Linked DNA regions of Homo sapiens: region 1 is linked to region 2. Evidence: chromatin contacts called from ENCODE Hi-C or POLR2A ChIA-PET data. All regions are on one chromosome and are shown on one strand. Each heading gives the region's core, a stretch centred on a gene start or an enhancer-like site at or near the end of the contact. The rest is flanking DNA. Distances are from core to core; before and after follow the strand shown. Region 1 has its middle 5.2 kb from the start of SOX4. Region 2 has its middle 130 kb from the start of LINC00581.

Region 1 (3,441 bases), core at 132-2,631, 200 kb before region 2:
GCATAGATGAAATAAGATTCTATTCCACTGCTTAATATATTCCTTTGGCATGGAGGGAGGGACCTGAATGGAAATTAGTTTAACAAATCTGGATTTGCACTGATTTGCAAGATTTTGCCTTGCCTTGGTTATAGAAACTATGATTGTAGGCGCTAGTCAGACCTGACAAGTATTCAGTTCAAATAAAATAAAGAGGAGGAAAAACTGTGTAGTTGTTACTTTACCTGACAAGGAAGAAGCCCTGGGAAATCTGATGTCATTGGCCTTTGTCAACTGAAAGGCGCCAGTTTTTTTGGTTCCACACTTTATGGAAAAGAAGCCTCCATGTGAGGCTGATTTACTTCTCAGTCAAGTAGACAAACATAACTTGCACTTCATCCTTTTGGGCTGATGACATTGCATTGTAACTGGGCTCAGCGCGTAATGGGGGTGGGGGTGCGTGCATTGAAAAATAATATATGGAAATAACTCATATTTGCAAAATATCAAAATAGGATTCTGGGGTAAATGAAACCTAGCATTTATTTTTATCACTAGAATAAGCTAAGAGTTAAGAAACCTGCATTTCTAACAATTGTACCATTTTCCTCTCATAACCAGTGACTAGCACACAGTAGGCTTAAGCTGTTCATGCCAATGCCAACTCATTATTCCTTTCCTTCGATTTTCTCAAGAAAACAAGCAGAAGACGAATGTTTGCAGGGCCACTTGGATTGCAAGCATGAATACAGGCTTCTGCTTCTATTCTAGAGGCAGAGGCACGGCACCCGGGGAGAGCCTGGGTTTGTCTGCAGCCAGCCGGCTCCCAATCTGGGGAGAAGCAGCCGCCAGGTGGCATCGCTGAGCCTCCCTGCGCCCGCGAGGCGAGGTAGGAAATCGTGGGGATAGTCAGTCTTCTTTCTTCTCCCCCTTCCTCCTCTCCCGACCCCCCTACCACTCCCTACCACTGTACCTTCTTTAGTTAGAGGCTTAAACGCTCAACGAGTAACAGGGTATGTCGATGAATTCTGATTTTTTTTCATAAATCAAAGTTTAGGGCAACCACCCGCCGCCTCCTGCTCACTTGTCAGGAGCTCCGGGTGACGGGGGAAGCCTAGACCAGCTTCCTGTCTGGATCAGGTAACCCAACTCGGGGGATTATCAATTTCAGTTTCCCTGTCTTCTTGCTAAAGTGAATGCAGTTTCTCCGGCTTCCGAGAGCGGCTGCAGAGAAACGACGCGCCTTACTTAAGGACTCCAGTGCAAAGGCCACTCCCTACTCAAAAAAAAAAAAAAAAAAAAAAAAAAAAAAAGAGGTTTCCTTCAGGCAGAACGCCTTCCGGAGCGCAGCGACTCGGTCTCGCAGGCACGGCGCTCTCCCTGGCTTAAGCTCGCCAAGGATTAATGGTGCTCAGCCTCGCTCCGCCGCGGCAGCCGAACCTCTCCTTTCGCTTACAGTTACAGGGAGGAAATAAATTGGAATCGACTCAGACTGTGCTTTCTGGAGGAAAGTCCTTCCTACTGTAAACATGTTTCAGGCGATCCTGTCAGCAGCATTTTAACACCCGTCTTCCGTTTAGGTTTTACGACCGGGGAAGGAGCTGAAGACACGCGCGCGCACACACACACAAACGCGGGCGCAGACGCAGCCCAAGCGAGGACACCTCCCGCACCCTCGCGGGCTCCCAGCCCTCCTTTGAATTTGCAACCGGTCGCGGATAGGTTGGGGGGGTCGTTTCCCAGGAGCTTGGCTCCTCCGTCCTCCTACCCCATCCCCTGGCCCTTGGAGATGCTGTCCAGTTCCGTCACTGACCAGAACTGACAGCCACTTGGCCCCCTGCTCTCTTGAGTGCCCAGCATCCTTTGCTCTGGACGACTAAATGCTCTCTGTGAGCCTTGCTTGGTTGGTACGGCGCGCGCTGTGCGTGTGGGACCCACTCTTCGGCAGGCACACGACCTTCGTACACCGGCTGGGCAACCACCCACTTCATCCCCTCCCCGGACCCCGCAGGCTGAGGCCCCATTGAGAGCGCAGCTGCAGCGTCTCTTTCAGAAGGGCAGAGCAGGCTGCGCGTGCACGGCGCGCGGGGGGAGGAAAAGGGCTGAGAGCTGAGGGAAGTCGACAATTCATTGCACCCCAGTCTTCAAGCGTCCCTTCTGCGCGGATCACGGAGGGACAGACGTGCATTGGCGCCTTCCCTCGATCCCTCGCTCGTGCAGGAAAGACTGGACGGTGGGGGCTCTCTGAGTTTGCGAGGGCCACGGAGGCGCCCCAGGGTGCCAGGCGCCCTTGTCAAGGGCCGCGCCCGAAGCTCCAGATTCAGTCCCCAGCACCTGTAGGAGGCGGTTTCGGGTCTGAGAGAAGGGAACATATGGCAGGTAGTTAACAGGGAGAGGCTGCGCCCTGGGCGCAGTTACGAGGAAGCCAAGCTCTGCGGAAGGTCTCGGCTCGCTTTGTCCTCCTTGGATCAGCTGGTCTCTGCCTTTCCGCTGGCAGCCGCGGCAGTCAGGCCCTGGCGCAAGCGTCCGGGTGGAGCTGCCTACTCGACCCGGGGTGGCAGGGGTTGAGGGGGCGGCAAAACCACCCCAGTGGCCCCAGCAGGCGGTCTAGGTGGGGCACGCCCGACGGGCTTCCCACCCCCAACGCAACAGCCCGTTGTTGCAATTACAGTTTTAGCCCCGTGGGGGAAAGCGGGTGATTTCGCTTTTGGAAAAACACTTCAAGAGCAACCCTAAGCCAGCGTTACAAGCCAGTTGACCTGCTATTGGAGGTTGTGCGAGGGCGGGCTGGGGCGCGCGCGTCTGCCAGGGAGGGAATCCCGCTGGGGAGTGGGCAGAGGGAAGCAGAGCAAAATGTCAGATAACAGAAAGAGGGGAGGCGGAGGAAGAAAGGCGCTTGATTGCGGGGAAGTGGGAAGGCACGGAGACCGCATTGGCTGCTAAGTGACGCGGGTCAGGAGGAGAGGGACGCGTGCGTGGCGGGTAGCGACTGTAGGACGCACGGGCCCCCTCGCCAGGCAACCGATCTCCTTTCTTCCAGCCCTTCCCCTCCCATGTTCCCGCCGTAGTCAGACGTCACACTTGGCGCAGACAGCTTTGGGGGAACTCATAGGGATGGGAGGGGTGGGGCAGGGACCGTAGAACCCAGTGCCCCAGACCGCGCCTGGAGTGCAGTACACCTGGCACCCGGGACTCGCCATCTGCTCCCAGCTACCGCCTCTCGGGCCAGGGGTGTGGGCCTGGAGAAAGATAAGAGTACCGCGTGGGAGTGGATGGCCTGGCGTCAACCGCCTCAATGAACTCAGTCAATCAACGTTTATGGTGCTCCTACTGTGTGCCGAGCGCATCCTCGGTCCCCTCCAGCTGCTGGGCTGGGAAACTGCACCATCTGTTCAGTTAAGCAGCAAGCTAGAAAAGAATTCTGTGTATATGGTTGTAAAATAAGTTCAAAATTCTGACAAT
Region 2 (3,343 bases), core at 337-2,836:
GCACCTGGCCATAGTGTTTATCTTTCTGTAACTGGCTTATTTCACTGAGCATAATACCCTCCAGATTCACTCATTATTACATATGGCACGATCTTCTTTTTGAAGGCTGAATAATATTCCATTGCACGGATACATTTGAGGTTTTCACCTTTTCCCAGGCCTCGTCTGTAGCCATGTCTAAATTCACCCTGACCCATGGCTAAAGGAGAATGAGAAACACTGGAACATAATGACTTTCCCTGACACGTCCACATTCTGAATCTTAAATAACTCTGTTTCAAGTGCACTAAGTGATCTCTGCCTCCCTGTTCTCTTGGTTCTCTTCCCATCATTACTAGCTATAGGGTGATGATGAATGTTTGGGTCAAAAAGACCTGGGTTCTCTTTCCAACTCTAACAAGGTTGCCAACGAAATTAATTCCGTTTTACCCTCCAGTTCCTCTCTTGTAAAATAAAACCATTTTGGCCGGGCGAGGTGGCTCAAGCCTGTAATCCCAGCACTTTGGGAGGCCGAGGCGGGCGGATCACGAAGTCAGGAGATCGAGAGCATCCTGGCTAACACGGTGAAACCCCGTCTCTACTAGAAATACAAAGAAATTAACCAGGCGTGGTGGCGGGCGCCTGTAGTCCCAGCTACTCGGGAGGCTGAGGCAGGAGAATGGCTTGAACCCTGGAGGCGGAGCTTGCAGTGAGCCGAGGTCGCGCCACTGCACTCCAGCCTGGGCGACAGGGCGAGACTCCGTCTCAAAAAAAGAAAAGGAAAAAAATAAATAAATAAAATAAAACCATTTTACATTTCAGGGCTGTTATAAAATAGAAACAAGCTAACATATAAGCCAGGTAATAGATGTTGAGTATATATTAGCTATTATTCTTAACATGGCCGATATCAGTAGGCAGAGTCAGCTCTGCCACCCTGGCCCCACCTGACCTGACCCCATCAGTAAGCAATTCGTTCACTGGGTTAAGCATTGCCTTATCTCCAAAGCTCCCTTTTATTCTCGAGAGGGGGAGGTTCATTGCTACAAAGACATTCACTTAATTTTCTCTTTAAAAAGTTCATTATTTCAGTAGAAGAAGATGGGATAGAATTAGAACACTAGAGCTACACCAAGGGAGACAAGATAGAAGATGCTGAGTGCTGTGGAATGGGGAGGAAGAAAAACAGTGGGAAAAGTAAAAAAAGAACTAGGGCAAATGCACCTTGGCCCCAGAGACGGTCCTAATTAATTTCCTTTCTTCTCTGTTGCTATTTTGGCTTCCTTTGGTTTAAAAATAAAAAGTCCTGTTTTTGCTCTGATTATGTCTTTTATTTTCATATTTATGAGATTAAAATGGCATAACCTGCCTAGGATGCACCGTGATCTAAGGCACTTGATGTATGTTCGAGAAGAAAGGGGGGAAAAGGCCTCAAGTCTGACCCGAGGAGGCAAAATGCTTATGTAGCATGAGAACTTTATTGACTTAAGTTTCAGGATTGTTCTCTCAGGGAAGGAAAACCATCTTAAAAAACAAACAAACTTGTATTCTGGGGTATTTCCCAGAAAAGACGCAGGTATGGTTAGTAAGATGGGATTTGGTTTTGTTTTTCGAGCTTCAGCCGGGTGGTAAAAGGTCAGTCCTGTGTTGTAATCCACTCTGGTGCCTCTCTCCCGTAAATCTAACCACAGCCCTAGAAAAGCTATGCAGTGTGGCAGTTAGTAAAATGAAATTTCTTTTTAAAACGTCTTCCCCCTTAAAAAGTTACTGCTGAGTCTTAGAATGTTCTGGAAAAACGCTGTTGCTCGAAATTTCAGAATAATTTCCCTAGGAGAAAGCTGTTAAAATGATTTATCTTAAAATAAGTTACTGAGATGGGAAGATGGAGAAAAGTAGACATGTCTCACATGGGTGAGGTCTTGAGAATGGGTGAGAAGAAAAAATGGTGTGGGGATGTGTGGGGTGAGTTTCTATAAGAGCCGCATCACCTTCTGACCCGTGAGTAAAAATGTTGGTTAATAGGAAGCCAGTCAGCTCTGTCCCCATGTGCTCAACGCGCCACAATCTATAGCAAGCACAGACACAGACAGTACGTCAGCACTGTCCTGGGCCCTGCGCCTCCGGGTAGGGATGCCCCAGCTTTGCCCCATGGAGTCGGGGGTCCCCTGAGGTCTCCTTCTTCACACCCTTACAGCCTAAAGCAATACCAGCCGTGGCCGCACACTGGATGAAGCTGTCAAATGATTGAATCGCACAGCAGTGAGCATCGCTGGGATATATTGTATATTGTGGGTCCCCATTTTAAATTGGATTACAATCCTGACTTCATCACTGTCATTTGTAATTAGGTCTGGCATTCTAGACTTAATGCAGCCACCACTGTGTATCTACGACTGTGACAAGAGGCCATCTGCACACACCACGAACTAAAAGCCGCATTTTGACCCCCGGCCTGATACCAAAGCTCAGTGCAACAGTGTGAGAGACCACGGCTTCAACTTCATCTTTCCCCTTTTCTTTATCTAACTTTTCTTACACAAAACTAGGCAGCAAAAAAAAAAAAAAAAAAAAAAAAAAAAAAAAAAAGGGCAAAGGAGAAATCAAGAGCCTATACAATCTATAAACTAGCTCATCAGCTCCTAAATCAAGAGGCCAACTCTTTTGTTATGGTTTGAATTGTGTCTCCCACCCTAATTGTGACTGTATTTAGAGACAGAGTTGGTGTGGAGGTAATCAAGTTAGAATGAGGTCATTAGGGAGGGCACTACTACAATCTGACTGCTGTCCTTATACAAAGGGGAAATTTGAATACGGTCTCAGGCACACAGGGAGATCATTTTGTGAGGATGAAGGCAGGGATCCGGGTGATGCCTCTACCAGCCAAGGAACAACAACGATGGGCAGCAAACCACCGGAAGCCAGGGGAGAAGCCTGGAACGCATTCGCCCTCACCGGCCCCGAAAGGAACAGATCCCATAACGCTTTGATCTCAGACTTCCAGCCTCCAGAACTGTGAGACAATACATTTCTGTTGTTGAAGCCACACAGTTTGTGGTATTTTATGACAGCAGCCTTAGCAAACTAATACATCTTTGTATTTTAAAATCACGGATAGAAGAGTGTGGGTATCCACTGAAACCACAAGCGGCTTCCCACAGGTTGTTTACGGTCAGCTTTATGCTTAGAGGGAGGTGTGAGAGTCTCATAGTAACACACAGAAATCTGCATTATTTATGACTAAAAGCAAAAGCAAAATGTCTTGTTTGTCAGTCACTCCCCTCTAGGTAAGTCTTGTCCAAATTCTTGAGTTATTAATAGCTTAATTTCTTTCCCACACAGCTATGATCTGATTAAGACGAGAGGG

What was found. A loop is a pair of places that touch in the nucleus more often than their neighbours do. ChIA-PET counts read pairs that join two places held with the same protein, here RNA polymerase II (POLR2A). Pooled maps may share reads with other maps.
Region 1: a map of PC-9 shows a loop between it and region 2 (3-fold over the local background). The contact joins two enhancer-like sites. A Hi-C loop is called at or near these places in 6 of 168 maps with a recorded cell type or tissue (Caco-2, Calu3, HepG2 and 3 more), 2 of 37 single-sample maps with no recorded cell type and 5 of 50 pooled maps. POLR2A ChIA-PET finds 5 or more read pairs at or near these places in 9 of 52 experiments (A549, GM10248, HEK293 and 6 more).

The regions. Positions count from the first base shown.
Region 1 is chr6:21,586,816-21,590,256 of GRCh38, reverse strand. No RefSeq gene overlaps it. Among named protein-coding and RNA genes, the nearest start is that of SOX4, 5.2 kb to the left of the region's middle. RefSeq lists enhancers at 893-942, 953-1,052, 1,820-2,477, 3,118-3,441 and silencers at 2,843-2,922, 3,063-3,122. Within about 2 kb of position 1,381, at least 38 of the 41 ENCODE cell types and tissues checked have a DNase peak (open chromatin) inside an H3K27ac peak, as active enhancers do; they include PC-9, where a contact is called at or near this core.
Region 2 is chr6:21,382,659-21,386,001 of GRCh38, reverse strand. No RefSeq gene overlaps it. Among named protein-coding and RNA genes, the nearest start is that of LINC00581, 130 kb to the left of the region's middle. Within about 2 kb of position 1,586, at least 2 of the 41 ENCODE cell types and tissues checked have a DNase peak (open chromatin) inside an H3K27ac peak, as active enhancers do; they include PC-9, where a contact is called at or near this core.